Linked DNA regions of Mus musculus: region 2 is linked to region 1. The links are chromatin loops, found by intact Hi-C in ENCODE. Cell type or tissue: heart. All regions are shown on one strand. Links, peaks and the distances in the headings refer to the core of each region. The heading gives the core; the rest is flanking DNA.

Region 1 (8,335 bases), core at 128-8,127:
CCGTGGCTGGAGTGGACACCCGGTGGCCTGGAAGAGGCACCCCATCTGTAGCCCGCAGAGGACAGTTCCTTGGCTCCTTCATCCCTGGAATCGCCCAGATGACCACATGACGGTTTATTTTGAAACCTGGCTCCCTTCCAATGACCCTTTGTCATACTTCTCCATGAAGGTTGCCTTATAATTTTCTTATTTTCCTTGCCACGGTGCCGAGGATGAACCCTGCTTACTCATTAATTAACTTGTAAAATATAAGCCAGCCAGCGGGTAATAATTTAGTATCTAACTTCTTTGAAGATGTTTTCCTGGGCTCTAAGATTGGAGTGCGGGTGAAGGAAAAAGAAAAGCAGGTGTGAATCGCTTGCCTTGGGGAACTAACCTCGCCCCATCAGAAAACAGAGGTAATGTCAATATTGCTCAGGAGAAAAGGTACCTGTGCCGGATACGTAGGAATAGGACAGTGTTTCCTTAATGACATATTTGAGTCACCCAATGCCCTAAGCACTTCTGTGTCCTCGTTCTACCTGTGCCCTGGTAGTTTGCCCCTTGTAACTTACTTCGGACGTTGTCCAGTCAGTGTGTCTGGGAACACACAAGGAGCACCAGGCAACTATTAACAGAGCAATGACAATGCTCAGAATCTGGACGACAGGTTGTCTCACTAATGCATTTGTCTCTCTAATCCTTTATCAACATTTCATTGTGAAGGATTTTCACAAAGTCTTGTAGCAGGAACCTGAATCTTTGATGCAGGAATACTAATTTATTGGAATCCACAGAAATAAGGAACCAACAACAGGGGTCATTTACCTTAGTCAACTGTTATAGGTAGCCACGCACAGAGAGGGCCTAGGTGCCCAAGTCTCTGGCCAATTCTAGTCACATCTCTGTCCCCAGCTTCCTGACACACAGGTGACTATAGGTCAAACATTCGGCCTTGGGGTGAGTATATTGGCTATAAGGCGCCCCTGTGGGGATTTGGATTCAGAGAAACGTCCCAATAGAGTCAAGAAATACACTCTATAAGAAAAGGGGGCCATGAGAAGTGTTGCCAGCAGGAATGTGTGCATGGGTCTGTAGAGTCCCTCCCTGACCTGTGGAGGAAACTGTCTATGCCTTGAGAATCCCAGAGTAAAACTCTAGAAAGTACAGGGGGTCCTTTCTGCCAAATTCAACCGAGTAGCAGAACTGTCCAGATCTTTCAAAAGGAATAGACATAAAATTAGTACATGACAGGGTATGGCAGTTAATTTTATATGGTGATGGGATTGGATGGTTTTGTTTGTTTGTTTCTGTTTCTGTTTTTTTTTTTTTAACAAAATCTCAATCATTCAATTCTACCAATGAAGACTCAGGAGAAATGCTGGGATGAAAGCCTGTTAGCTCTGAGAGGCAGAGAGAGAAAGCATCCAGCTGACCTTCTTCCTCAGCCTAGGTCTCTTCTAGAATTCAATCATTTATCTATCCAGTCTAATCTAATCTAACAATCTAATCTAACCATTGACCTCTTATTGGTTCGGTGTCTTTGGAGATCCTAATACAATGGGCAAACTGTAGCCTTGGGGGCCGAAATAGCCTGGTGTCACACTTCTTACAATCACTTGCTTTTAATAAGCCATGTAATTGCCATTGTGCATTGAAGACCAGAGGACTTTCCTTCCATCTTTTTCCTAAGCACCAGGAAAGAGCACAGCTTTATCTCCACACAGATCAGAGGAATTTTCAATCTCCCTGGTTGCTAGGAAACTTAGGGTCACATTTGATACAGAAAAAGAAAGCAACATATCTTGTCCTGTACATTAATTGGAACAGATATATAAACACATTACCCAACTTCGAATCCATATATGCACTCTACTTTTTTGTTTTGTTTTTTGTTTTTTTTCGAGACAGGGTTTCTCTTTGTAGCCCTGGCTGTCCTGGAACTTACTCTGTAGACCAGGTTGGCCTTGAACTCAGAAATCCGCCTGCCTCTGCCTCCCAAGTGCTGGGATTAAAGGCATGTGCCACCACTGCCTGGCTTTTTTTTTTTCTCACTTTTTTTCCCCATATATGCACTCTATACCCTCCCTGCTTCTGTGAATGTTAAGTTCCTGAGTTCTGAGCTAATGTCATAGACAGAGCAGTTTATCAATAACTCAGTTGTTGAACTGAGTCTTGTTTCCAACCTCAACTTCAAAGTGAAAAGTTAAGAACATATTGTCTCATTTCAACATTTCTTAGAAGTGTTTACTATTTCCATATTAACTTAGGTGAAGCCTTTATTAGGCCTTTAAAAGGAATAAATAAGTGTGATCTTTCAAGTTTTTAAATGAACTCTTGCCCTCCCACCCTCAACCTGGTAAATTCTTGTGAGACACAATTTTGCTTTAATGGAGTGATATTTAAACCTAATTATAGCAAAGCTACTAAAAAAAAAAAAAAAAAAAAAAAAAAAACGGTGGCAGTGACAGCTTTGGACATTTTTCAGAGTTTCAAAATATCCTTTTTCTTCCTTGGAGCTTTGCAAAGTCTAAGTATTGCTTGTACGAGGACACATCATGTATTGAAAGGACTGAGTTAGCCAGAGCCAACCCAACTCCATGCATGGCGGTTCGGGAGTCTAGGCCTAAGTTTCTGTTTCCCAGAAATGAGAACCCAGCTCCAGGAACCCGTGGTCAGCCAACCACAGCCTCGGGCAGCCAATCCAAGGACACCTTGTCATCTGGCCTGAAGTAAGACTAGGTAGCTAGAATGAATAAGTAACCGGTTGGGAAGACTCCAGAGCCTAACCAATAGTAGAATCAGTCAGACCCCCTAGAGATAGAGCTTACCAACCAAGGTAAAAAGAGCACACACCCCTCCCTGAAATTCCCCTAAGTGACAGTAAAAGCTGGGCCCACTAGGTGTCTCCATTCCGGGATGGGGAGACCCCAGCTTGCAGGAGATTTAGCTGAATAAATGCTCTTTGCTTTAGCAAGGTATTTGAGTCTGAGTTACCACTCTCTGGGGATTCTCGGACCCTAACAATGTTGTTGAGTAAAAGATACTAAAGGGACTGGTTTCTGACTGAAGACACAAGACTAAGTTTTCAGCACAAAGGAAATTTATTTGCCCCAGAGGGACAAAGAGCAGGAATAAGGGACAGGAAATAGAAGGCAAGGGAGAAGGGGAAGGGAACAAGGAGAGGAAGGAGTATTTGTCCTGGACAACAAAGGCCTGCCTCTGAATAGAGAGGAGAAAGACTGGCTCCTAGGAAAATGAGTTTATAAAGGCAAAATGGGAAACCCTGTGTTAGGAGAAGGTGTCTAATTTTGATTTGGCATGTTAGTTAGGTGAGCTAAAGAGGGCTTTTGATTGCTGGACTTCACTACTTTGACAGCTGGCCCTTGGTTGTCAGCCTCTGGAGGACGAAGTGGACAAATAAGGGAATAGACCTTCTGGCTAGCTTTAGAGAAGTAATCTACAGATTCTTATCAAGGTAGAGGAATGGGGGAGAAGGGCAAGGCCTGCCAGAGCCATGTTTAGATATAATTAAGGAGGTTATGAATGGAGAAAGAAACTCTGGGAGAAAGCTTCACAATGTAGACTCTATGCCATAACAGACTTGACTGTGTGACTCAGCAAAAGCAGTCAGCCAGTATTCTCTCTCCTGGCCAGCCGCCCAGCTGTTGTGCCCCCAGGCAGCCTGCAGGGGCGTGCTGCCTGGCTCTGCTACATTGTTCTTTACTGGGTGTATACAAGTTCTAGTTTGCCTGTGTTTCTGAATTAGCCAGACTGCATTTGTGCAAAATACCTGAGTCAGTAATGTTCAGATAGCTTTCCTAATGGGATGGCTCACATTATGTTCATGGCTAGCTTTATGGGTTGTTTGTTTGGTTGTTTTTGGTTGTTTTTTTTTTTTTTCGAGATTGGGTTTCTCTGTGTCGTCCTGGCTGTCCTGGAACTCACTCTGTAGATCAGCCTGGCCTCTAACTCAAGAGATCTGCCTGTCTCTGCCTCCCCAGTGCTGGGATTAAAGGCGTGCACCACCACTGCCCGGCTAGCTTTATGTTTAAAAATTTAAAAATCTCTGGACTATAAAGCGAATTGGGACATCCAAACATTAAGGGTTAATTTTTGCAATCAGCCTGGTCTTGTACAACTTTAGCAAACCTGCTATTTCTGCTTCTGTAAACAAAAGCTTGCTTTGCCCAGACGACCTTCTGCTTGTGCATAGACACAATGTAACATTGTGCTTGAAAGATCCTGACAGAATGTAAAAGGTCACAGAAGCCCTGAAATTGGCAAGATAGATGTCACTGTTAGCAGAACTGGCTTCACTGATTTAGAAAAATAGAGGCGCACAATGCTCTGGCCACTCCTTGAACCCGTGTGTCTGCCAATGTTTTGACCGTTCCTTGAACCCATGTGTGTGCCCACTGAAAAAGCCCATTGCCAGGTGTTTGTGATATTGGTTGCTGAGAGTCAGAAAATCTCCCCAGCAACCACAGCCCAGCCAATCCGGAGTTGCTACACCTGCACCAGTCTCTTTCCTTGTACCCCTCCCATACCCATTTCTTGAAATCCCCTACTTTCCCCCTTCTCCTTTCCCCACTGAGGGCCTATACAAACTGGGACCTCTTTCCCCTCAAGGTTGACTCCTCTACCCCTGCGTGGGATATGAGTCGTCCCCAGAGCTCTGGCTTTCCCCAATAAAGCCTCATGTGGTTTACATCAAGCTTGGTCTATCATGAGTTCTTGGGTGTTCGCTATTGTCCTGAGGCCTGAGCGAGGGGCTCCTCTCGGAGTCTTTCAGTGCTCTTTGCCTTTAAAATCCCCTGACTGAGGAGGCTGGGCAGTGTATTCAGGATCTGTGAGTCTTAGGTGTAGACCTGACACCATTATAGTAATAAAAGCCTCCTCTTTAAAAAAAAAAAATGTATTCATGATCAGAATGGTCAACCTCTGAACAACCCCTTAACACCAACGAACACAGATGTCTGCATAAGGATTTTGCATGACAGCTCTTCGGGGCCCTGATTCCAGCTGCTAGGATAATGAAAATATTCAAAGAATATGTTTGTGCTGAACACTAGAGGCAGAAAAGGCTCCCCCCACCCCTTGTCAGAACACTCGGAACAGCAATGTAACAACTTTTTTTTTTTTTTTTGCTTATTTTGTATTATAGTAATCTAGAGGCAATTTGAAGTATACAGGAGGAAGCATGTAGATTAATGCAAATACTATGATATTTTGGATATAGGAAACTTGAGCACCGGGCAGTGGTGGCGCATGCCTTTAATCCCAGCACTTGGGAGACAGAGGCAGGTGGATTTCTGAGTTCAAGGCCAGCCTGGTCTACAGAGTGAGCTCCAGGACAGCCAGGGATACACAGAGAAACACTGAGTCAAACAAAACAAAACAAAACAAACAAACAAACAAAAAACCCCAAACCAACAAACAAACATAACCTTGAGCATCTAAAAATGTCAGTACCCACAAGGTACTAACCGGAACCACTCTACGGATCCTAGGGGAGTAAGAGACAACCATTATTTCAGAGTGATTAAAGGCCTAAGAGCAAAGTTAGTAGCTAATTGTAATATCCAGGGAGCAAGATTACCAAGCAGTGGGAACAGAAGAAAAAGGACCCATCATAGTTTGACTATAGAGTAGTTTTCTCTGGAAATTCCCAGATGCATAGCAACCACCCAGACCTTCATCTTCCCCTCAGTGAGCCCATCGTCAGCCCAGGGGATGATCTCACACATTCCCATTGGAAATTTGGAAAGGGAGAGGAGGAAATATTTTAAATCTCATTGTAAGATGCTATGGTGACATCTGCAAGCAAAGATGAACTGAGCCCCTGGGGGGAACAACAAAAGAAGGGGGCTATTGGGAGTGGTGGCTAAGAAAATTAAAAATTTAGGTGTGGTACTGTACACTTCTGCTCCTTTATCTGAAACTAAGGAAGAGTGAAGAAGTTGTTCACAAGATTGCGGCATTGTTATATAAGCATTTATCAACAGCTTGATTTTATTTTTTAAAAGGTTAACTAAAATTGACTACTAAGTCTGGAGCTGCTTCATAGAATACAGTACTAGTCCTCCGGTACTAGGACTGGCTGTTTGGGCAAACATGGAGGGCGGGTCTAGAAATTTTTCCTTAGGGGTTGTAGTGGCTATGCCTGGTTGTCAACTTGACTATCTTTGGAATGAACTACAATGTAGAATTGGAAGGCTCACCAGTGACCCTTATCTGGAGGCTTGGAGATAGAAGTTTCTGATCTGGATCTTGGTATGGAGATCTTGAGGCATAGTGGTTATGGATTCCAGAAGATTAAGACAGGGAGATCTCCTAGTTCAAGGTCATCTGGGAGTAAAGGTGTGGTGTAACACACCTTTAATCTGGGCTACACCTTCTGCTGGAGACCATATAAGGACATTGGAAGAAGGGAGTCTAGCTCTTGCTCCTTTGCCTACTTGCTGTGTGGGACTGAGTAACTGCTAGATCCTTTGACTTCCATTCACAGCTACTACTGAACCATTGTTGGGAATTGGGCTGCAGACTGTAAGTCATCAATAAATTCCTTTATTATATAGAGACTATCCATAAGTTCTGTGACTCTAGAGAACCCTGACTAATACAGGGGTATTATGACCCAGGTTTGGTAGCATCTGGGCCTAAGCCTTTTGCCTCAGCTCTGACTGAGACTACAACTCCAAATGCATAGCAAATAGAGCATTATTTCAGCATACATACTGCAAACTTATTTGTTCCATTTACTAAATACCTTTTCCTTTTTCTTTTTTAACTGAAAAGAAAATGCCTGAAAGGTAAAGTTGTGATAACTCTTATTAAGTTCACATGGAAAAAGAGGGCATAGACCCTCATGTTAAGTAGGTTTGTGTGAACCAAACAAGCCCACTTAGAAAAGTTGATTTAGAAAAATGTATGAAAACTAACTTTAGCGTTTCATGCCTCACCTTTAAGCCCAGCACTCAGGAGGCTGTGGCAAAAGACTCGCCATCAGTTCGAGGCCAGCCTGGAGCACGCAGCAGAAGGGCAGTCAAGAGAGACAGATTTTTTTTCAGGATCCCATTATGGAATGTTGTGATTTCTTTACTCTGGGGGAGAGAGAAGTCTTTGGAGATGGCTATTATAAAATGAAATAGTGGCTTTTCCTTATTATACAGTTGGCTTTTTACTAAGGTACAGTGAACCAGGCAAGACCATAGTGAACAAAGTAGGACAGCACAAGAGACTTTGTTTGCAATTTTTAATTAAGCAATCTGTGCAAACAATTATTATATTTTTTTTTTACTTTCTTCAAAGTTAGGAGGAAAGAAAGAAAGTGACCACACTTGGGGGCCTGGGAGAAAACCAGAAAGTACTATCCATTTTCAATCAGATTTCAAAGCAGTGGGTGTGTCTAGAAGCAATGCCCTGCCCTCAGTATTCCTCGGGATTGCTTGATTGTAAGTCTCGCAAATAGGAATCAATTATGTTTGGAGGCACGCCTTGCAGGAGGAGCCTGCAGAAGGACAGCCCACCTAGGGAAGACAAAATGGAAAAAGGGAACGTTAAAAGCAGCTATGTAAAAGATGACAAGAGAACGCTCCTGCACTGGCTGCCTACAAACGGGGTTGGTTTTGTTCTTGTTAGCTACAGGAATCACACAGTACCTACTTGAAATCTTGTCCTGGTTTTAATGCATTTGGAATATAAGGCACTTGGCATCTCGGGGGGGAAGAAATCAAGTTCCTGGCAGACTCATAATAATTTACTCCTCTACCGTTGTTAAATCTCGATTTAAATTCCCACCTGTTGGAGAGAGCACTGCTCTTTGAGAGAGAGGTTTGGGGAACCCTCCATGTATGATGGAAAGGTTCTGACTGAACGGCTATTAGTCAACAGGAGAGCCATTTCTTAACGTTCTTTTTAATTAAGCACAGATAATTGTGATTCAAGCCCACTGGGAAGGAAAAAAAAATATTCACTTTAACTTTGGCCATCTAGGGGCTGGTGAGATGGCTCAGCGGGTAAGAGCACTGACTGCTCTTCCAGAGGTCCTGAGTTCAAATCCCAGAAACCACATGGTGGCTCACAACTACCTATAATGGGATCTGACGCCCTCTTCTGGTGAGTCTGAAGACAGCTATAGTGTACTTATGTATAATAATAAATATTAAAAACTTTGGCCATCTATAAACTGTGCAAAAAATACAACTAATACCTTCTGAGAGTGAGAGAAATGCCAACTAGTATTTCATACCTACCTTCTGAATTCCTGTTATATAGATATATATTTAAAAAAAAAACAACAACCTCAGAGTGTCATTCAAGAGAGAACCCATGAAGCCAGAACTCTGCACTG
Region 2 (8,335 bases), core at 104-8,103, 110 kb after region 1:
GCCCTAAAAATAGAAAAAAGTTCTCTACTTATGAGACTCTTGTAATTCTACTTTAAAATACCCAGTTGGGGCTAGAGAGGTGACTCTGTGGTTAGGAGCATAGGCTATTCTTCCAGAGAACCTGGGTTCAATTCTTAGTATCTACATAGTTACTTACAACCATCTGTAATTCTAATTTCAGGTAATCTGATACCCTCTTCTCTGAGGGCACCAAGCATATACCTGGTGCACACACAGATATGTGAGCAAAACATTCATATACATAAAGTAAATAAATCCTTTAAAAATAGTTGGATAAAATATCCAAATGAGAGATTTGGACTCATGGTTTTGTGTTGAAATCTGATTTTATGGGCCACACTTGTACACATGAGTTTTTATACACAAGACCTACATAAGTATTCCAGAATGTATTTAGTTTCTGAAAGTAAAATACTTTAAAAGAAAACCAACTGGCTGGTTGGGGTAGCACTCAAAGGTAACGTCTTTTATATGCCATCGTCCAGTGACAGCTTTCCAACATAAGCAAGACTCCAGGGACAGTTCTAATGCAGGACCTTCCCCAAACATCTACTTAGATGTTACCTTCTCTGGGTCTGTCACTGGTATCCCTTGGTATTCCCAGAAAGTCACAGTGTTCCTCTTAAAGAAGGGGTAGATTTCTGGGAAGACAGATTCACCAGCAGCTTATCATATTACCACCCTTGTGATTCTGGTCTGGGATAAGCATCTACTTAAGACCAACTAGAGGAGAAGCTCCGCACCGCCAGTGTTGGGCTCTTATGACTTATTGGTGACACCACGAAAGTAATTGAGAGGACAGATGTGAGCTCTTTCTCCCCTTCTCCTCCTCCTTCTCTTATTCTGTCATTGACAAGGTTTCAGAATGTAGCCCAGGTTGGCCTAGAACTTGGTTTTGAGCTTGCCTTCATTGTCCATCTCCTAGGTTACAGGTCCACACCACCACATCCAAATCAGATCTGGTCTCTTGTCCTAATTGGAGAGTATGTGGCTCTTTTGCATAAAGCAATTTTTGAATTAAACTTTTGCCACTCCACAGAAGGCCTGCTCTCATTCCCTTCCCAGGGTGAATCATCTATCAGCAATCTTGCCATCAAGGCCAAAGATTTGACCCATGATCTTGCCAACCCTCAGTTTCTCTTGATACTGTTTCTTGTAACATTGTGCACATATAGCCTCGGACTCTACTATTATCCAGGTATCTTTGCTTATACCATTACCTCTTCCTAGGACACATTCCCATCTTTATTCTCTTATTCTAAGCACATGATCTAACCCTCTAATTTAAATTCTACTGTTAACCTGTTCTCTGGGACCATCCACATAGGAACTATGGTAACATCCTTAGGGAACCAAGATGGCTACCCTGACAGGGGAACAATAATTCAGACGTTATCCAGCTACTTGGAAGTTTCTCAGGACCATGAAACATAAAGTTTGTTTAAGAGTTACACAAATAGTCTGCACCTTGGTTACACGTTGGAGTCTTGTGGAGAACCCTAAAATAGGTATGGTGGGGTTTCACTGCCTTATCCAGGGCTGCATTTTGATTGAACTAAAGAGATGCAAGGTTCTTGAGCGCGCCCCCAACTCGCCAGCAAGAACGACGCCACAGCAGGATCCTTCTGCACACGTTTATTCAGTCCTGTTTCTTCTTTCTTTATATCTCCCTTGTTTATATATCTCCCTTGTTTTTATATCTCCCTTGTTTTTATATCTCCCTTGTTTTTATATCTCCCTTGTTTTTATATCTCCCTTGTTTATATCTCCCTTGTTTTTATATCTCCCCCGAACCCTGGGCCTCTCACTCCTTTTATACTCTCTCTCATCCACGCACCGCAGGCCACGCCCCCTCGCCAGTCACGAGGCTTCAGCTAATCAGGGCAGCAGGGGCAAATCTCCACCAAATTGGATTCACCTGTATCCTGGTACACCTGCGCAGCACTCAAGATGTTTGTGTCTTATATGAGGAAGTCAGGTGCAAGTCATATGACTTAGCTGCAGTCCCTGGCGCCTTTGGGACTGCCGCCACACCCGCTCCCCACACAAGGTGGTACTGCATCTTTAATCTATGTTCTTAATGTTCCCTAAGGTGATGAGCCTCGTTAGGCTCTGGTGCTGATTCTGACTGGCCCAGAGGGAAGAAGGGTACTGTGAACCACACTGGTGTACCTTGAGTATAAATGCCCTCAAAGCCTCCATGGGGACACATTTCCTCTAAAGGCCACATCTCCTCCAATAAAGTCACACCTCCTAATAGTGCCACTCCTTATGGCCCGGCATCCAAACACATGAAGCTCTGGGAGCCATACTTACTCAAACCATCACAGAGCCATTACGAGATGGTACCATTAGAACACCATCTTCCTAAGATTGTCCTTGCAGAAGACTGTCGTTCACAGTGCTGCCTGTGCCTTCCTTCTTCCTTGGCCACTTTAAACAACTGTGTTTATAGGGCTGATGAAATGCATACTTTGTATGGGTTCACTACATCACCTCTATACACTGAAGAAATTTATAGGGGCACTTTCCATAAGTGACTAAAATCACTGTCAACACGACCCCTTACTGTCCCATTGACTGTTTCTATGTAATAAGGGAGTCAATGTGATGTTTTCTGAGAGAGAAAGGAGTGATGTGCAGATTTAGAAACCAATTCCTCCTCCAGAGCTTCCCAGCTGGGGGAAAAAAGGGAGTGGGAGAAGGGGGAAGAGGGGGAGGGACTGGGAGGAGGGTCTAGGAGAAAGGGGAGGAAGGAGGGAGTGGGAGAAGGGGGAGGAAGGAGGGAGTGGGAGAAGGGGGAGGGAATGGAAGAAGAGAGAAAGGGGAGGGAGGAAGGGAAAGAGAGAGAGAGAGCAAGGTTGAGAGAGGCCTGTCTCTGGGGGGGAGATTCCTCATCCCCAAAATAAACTCTTCCTGCTCAAGTTAGAGCCTCAGGCTTAAAGTATCAGCATTCTGGAACCAGAACAATACAAACATGGGATAAGGTTGATGAGACACGAGCATTTGTAGGTGATGTGGTCATCGCTGTTGGTGCAGGCTCAGTGGAGGTGACACACTCCGAATGCAGAGAGACCAGAGACAGGGTGGGGGTGGGGGTAGGGTGGGCGAGATTCTAGTTGACCAGCCACGGAGGAAGGGGTGATGTACTGATGAGGAAATGGCAAGTCACGCAGCTCTGTAGTCCCCTCAAGACTTTCATACAGGGTTGACTTCAGGAGTATAGTGTAGGAGATTCAGAGCCACATCCCGTGGGCTTGGTAATTTGTCAAGGTTGTCTAGCCCAGTGGCTCTCAATCTTCCTACTTGTGAGATCCTTTACTATATCTCCTCATGTTATGGTGACCCCCGACCATAAAATTATTTTTGTCACTACTTCATAATTGTAACTTTGCTACTGTTATGAATCATAGAGTAAACGTATGCTTTAAGTCCCCAAAGGGTTCGAGACCCACAGGTTGGAAACCATTGGTCTAACCCATCACTCTGGTTTGGGAATTCAGATTCCCATGTCTAATAATCAATTCTACAAAACTCCATATGCAAGACAGCAAAGATTACAAGAAAGGACTCTGCTGGGATGGCATTGTTCAAAGGGACTAAGAAAATGAGCCATGGTGTGTAGTGGCAGCTGCCTTTCAGGTTAGCACACAGAGGCTGCAGGAAGAACACAAGGCCTTACATACAAGGGTTACATGGTGAGACCCTGGCTGAAAAATAGACAAGTAAATAAATTAACCAAACAAATAGAAAATAAGTCTTTAGCTCCAATAATGGGAATCTAATTAATTATTGTGTACTACTTAACAGGTATTATTTATAAATGCTACATAACTAAATGGCATATGCTGAAGAGATAATAGCCATAAAAAATAATGATGAGGCCAGTCATAGTGATGCACACCTATAATCTCAGCTCTCAGAAAGCAGAAGCTATTTCCCCAAGTTCAAGGCCAGCCTGGTCTACATAATGCATTCCAGGCCAGCCAGGGCTACAGAGTAAAACCTGTCTCAAAACTCAAAAAATAATAATTAAAAAAGTAGTTATACATATTAATATGAAACAATGTATTTACACACCTTGAGAGAAGATTTGCTGCTGACCTGTATTATAATATCTTCTCATTTTTCACGTCATGTATTATTTGCAGCCAGGATTTAGAAAAGAAAGAAAACAGACACTCATCTTTTAAAATATTTTTAATTATGTGTATGTGCATATGCACATATCTGCGGGGTCCAGAAGAGGGCATCAGAGTCCCTGGAGCTGGAGTTACAGGTGGTTTGTGTATTGCCCAATATGGAAATGAAGCTGATGACATCACCCGTAATGCCAACCAGGGGGATGTTATGACAAAGGGACCTTAAGTCTGAGGACACCTGGTCTATATAATGAATTCAAAGTGAGTTTGGAGCTAGTGTGGTAGTACTGGCTTTTGATCCCAGTACTCAGGAGGTAGAGACCAGTGGAAGTCAGCCTGGTCTACATAGGGAGGTGCAGGCTAGCCTGGTCTACATAGTGAGACCTTATCTCTAAATAAATAATTAAATGAATAAATAAATAAACAACAAACAAGCAAACAAACAAATAAATATAATCTATAGTGAGACCAGGCCTCAAACAAACAAACAAACAAACAAACAAAGAGCAAACAGGATGAAAATAGCATCTACTCTAAACAGACAAAGTAAAAGAACAACAACAACAACAACAACAAAAAACCAAGCAAACAAGACCACCACCAACAAAAACAGGAACAAGAGGAAACATTGCTTTGTTTATATGAATAACAAAATTTGTTTATTTCCTCTTATTTGTTTCCTCTTCTAGAAACTCATTCTATAAAAAAGACACTTGAAATAAAGGGCTGAGAGCATGAACCATAAAGCTATCGGTCAGATGTTAAAAAGCTATAGAAAATTAAAAATTCCATTCACTATAGGAGGAAAAAAAAAATCAAACAATCCCAAACTGCAGGACTCATTCTCTGTATAATTTCCCCACAGTCCTGTACACATATAGCTTATGTGCGGCTTTTCTTCAGAAATTACCCAGTTTTTATTATTTTTAAAAGCACTTGGGAGCTAGCGAGATGGCTCAGCGCAGTTGCTCTTCCAGAGGTCCTGGATCTGACATCCAGAGGACCTGGCTACCCACATGGTGGTTTACAACCATCTGTAACTCCACCTCTCGAGGATCCAACACATATGTCTGGCTTCCTCGTGCACCAGACAGGCATGTGGTACACAGAGTATGCGCGGGCAAAATACATAAAATAGTATTTTTGTTTTGTTTTGTTTTGTTCTGTTTTTGTTTGTTTTTGTTTTTTTAAACCATTTGAACCCCAAGCAACGTTAGCCTGTTGCTTATTTATCTTTTTTATCCTTTGTGAATTTCACACATGTGTTTGGGTCATAATCACCTCCATCAGAGGTTATTCAGTTTTAAAGAAAAATCTCTCATTTTTATCTCCTATGCCGCATCTTCGTGTAAGTTAAAACAAGGCATTTAGAGGTTTCCTTTTCCACCCAAACTCTTCCTCTTTGTCAGCCTCGTTTAAATATTGCTGCATGCTGTCGCTAAGGGAAACGCTCCTGTATCTTCCAAAATAGAGACCAAGGAAACGATCAGATTTCTTTAATGCTCAATGAGGCATAACGACTTGGCTATGGGAATACAGTGGTGTACCTGGCGGCGTGAGTAAAAAAGGCTATGTAAAAGTAATTATAATTCTTGCGAAAGAAGTAGGCAAAGTCATAGAAAAATAGATTCTCCCGCGGGCAAGGAGCGGTATAAGTCGCTAGGAAAACATTTGGGAGCTAGGAAAGCCTAGCTGATGTACTGCAAAGTGGAAAAGGAAACGCAGAAGCGCAAGGGTTCTGCCACACAGTGATGATGGAAAATTCTGTTCAGCAGCTCAGCTTGTTTGAGCCGGGAAGAGCGATGATTGGGTGACAAGGTCGAGTCGAAAGCCTGTACACTTAGCTACGTGAAGTTCTACTGTATCACGCTCAGTGTTATTTTAGGATAGTCACGAGAGCACTTGAACCCTGAACAGGGAACCTCTCCTCGCCTTATCCTGTCGCACACGGGCATGAAGTGGCTCAAGTACTCAGACACAGAGGCAACTCCAACCAAAAGGCTAGCGGTGGTCTACGTTTCCTTGGAGCCACTCCAAGTCCAGAACCACGTTTAGCCTCACTTCCCCCTTGCCTCGGAGAGCATTTGGAAGGGATGACGTCACATAACAAATGCATGTCTGATTTAGTTGGTGACACGTTCAGTAACCAAAAAATCCTCATAACTTCAGTCAAACTAGGATTTTTCTAGCACTGCCCTTAAGATGTCGTTCTGGGTTCTTTTGGTAGGGAGTTGGATTTGGGGATGGGGCAGGGGGATGCCAAGGGCGCATACCCAAAGCCAATTTTCCTTGCAAATAAGCAGTTTAAGACAATTCCAGTCTTTGAGTCTTTGCTACGTCAAATACAGAAGAACTCGTTTAATACATAAATAAGAGGATAAAATATTTTTCAAGATAAGTAAATGAAAGGCATGGTGGCCTATACCTCAGGAGAACTTTGAGGGTAACCTGATCAACTTTGTGTGAGTGACCCTTCCAAAGAGGAGGGGGACGAGGGAAAGGGAGGTTAGGGGTAGGCACATCGATGTTAGTTTGCTGGTTGAACAAATTCCACAGTCAGCTGGACACTACCAAGAAGCTTCCGAGCTCAACGTTACTCGTAGCCACCGTGGAAACACTCTGTAGCACTTGTGAACTTGACGGTGTTCCCAAGCGAGTAAGTATCTTTCACATCAGCTGCAGACAACCAGAGTAGTTATAAATATAGGCTCAAATGGCCTCACCCGAGAGTTTGGATTTTGGCTTCTGATACCCGATGTGCTAATGGTAGCAGCAAATGGCTGGCCAGTAGTCTGCACTGCTCCATTTGCAAGTAATTTATTACCACAGCAGCATCTGAACTAGGAAGGAAGTCTCCCCAGCCTCTCTCCTTTTCCTTTTACTCTATTCCTGTTTCAGTTCCATGACTGAGAGAAGAAAGCAGCGGGGCATGGTGGTGCGTGCCTTTAACCCTAGCCCCCCAGGAAACAGAGGCAAACAAATCTCTGAATTTAAGGTTTAGCATGGTCTATGTACTAAGTTCCAGGACAGTCAGAGCTATACAGTAAGATCCTGTCTCAGATAAATAATAATAAAAATAAAATAATAATAATAATAATAATAATAGTAGTAGTAGTAGTAGTAATGATAATAATAATAAAGACCATTCTTGGCTCTATCTCAGGGCTACTGTAATAATGAGTGGGGTTTTTTTTTTACTACTGGTACAATTTATATAATAAATTATATAATATAATAGCCCTGTGTGTAAAAATTATTATCAGTCCTATTTTACAGATACAGAAACTTGGGAATAAAGGCTTCTGTATTTTGTTTGTTAGTAGGCTGTGTAGATATGACTTCAGACTGTCTGGCTGTATGAATCCTGAATGCTGGAGCACACACAAGCGAGTTTGCACACGGGGCCTCAGGTCTTACTTTCCTTTCCCAATAATAATCGTATTCGTTTTGGCAAGATCAGGTGCTGTGCTGATTCCTGGTGTGATTTTCCTCAATAACCCACTGTCTCTAGTGACACTTAACTTTCTGCAGTGTTCCATCTTTTCATGCTCCTGGGGACACCACTGAACAGTTGTACAAATTCTCCCACACCAGGAGCCTCCGGCAGTACACCCGCCAGGAGATGGTATTTTAAGTTACAGCGAGACTGTTGTGTAATCCCCTCCTGCTCTCTGCTCTGACAGACCCACCTGCCGTCCCTGTCCCTGTCCCTGCTTTCACGTGTCTTTCCACTCTTCCCTTGGTGTTCCCTTACTTTTGATCTGACTGGCACGATTTCTCCTACTGTTACCAAACATCGTTGCGATGAGAAAAATCGGGGGGGGGGGTGGAGGGAGGGAGGGACAGTGGCAAGGGAACACCTACAATTTTATTTTCCTTTCCAGTGTGCCAAAGGGAATTCTTCCTTCTCTCAAAGCCCTAAAGAGAAAGGTTTCTTGCTTAAGTTAGACAATCCAGGAAGACAGTAGCTGGGGACAGCCAGTGGCTGGAAGTTTAGGAGGAACAAGCGTTGGGGGATTAGATTACAGAGAATCATCTGGAACTGTGGGTAGGAGGGGTGTTAATAGCTATTGCACAGAAAGATGCTCTTGGGTTCTCTTGAAAGCCCTTGGCATGTGTGTTTGGGAATTTGGGGTGGGAGGCTGGACCTTTGCTCCTTTTTAAACAACCCC

The links. Peaks named below come from ENCODE experiments on the same cell type or tissue, not always from the same donor. Only the 100,000 strongest peaks of a DNase experiment are listed, where the experiment ranks them.
Region 2: a loop joins it to region 1, with 2.5 times the contacts of the local background. A loop is called at or near these places in 2 of 42 quality-filtered maps.

The regions. Positions count from the first base shown.
Region 1 is chr10:88,511,059-88,519,393 of GRCm38, forward strand. Mybpc1 (myosin binding protein C, slow-type) reads right to left here. Exons shown (of 29, transcript NM_175418.5): 29 at 7,221-7,511. Among named protein-coding and RNA genes, the nearest start is that of Chpt1, 11 kb to the left of the region's middle. In heart, for the core only: CTCF peaks have their summits at 2,905, 3,666 and 8,105 (motif pointing left); a DNase peak (open chromatin) is centred at 3,643; H3K27ac peaks cover 332 bases.
Region 2 is chr10:88,616,702-88,625,036 of GRCm38, forward strand. No RefSeq gene overlaps it. Among named protein-coding and RNA genes, the nearest start is that of Mybpc1, 16 kb to the left of the region's middle. In heart, for the core only: a CTCF peak has its summit at 4,284 (motif pointing right); a DNase peak (open chromatin) is centred at 6,060; H3K27ac peaks cover 217 bases; H3K27me3 peaks cover 1,246 bases.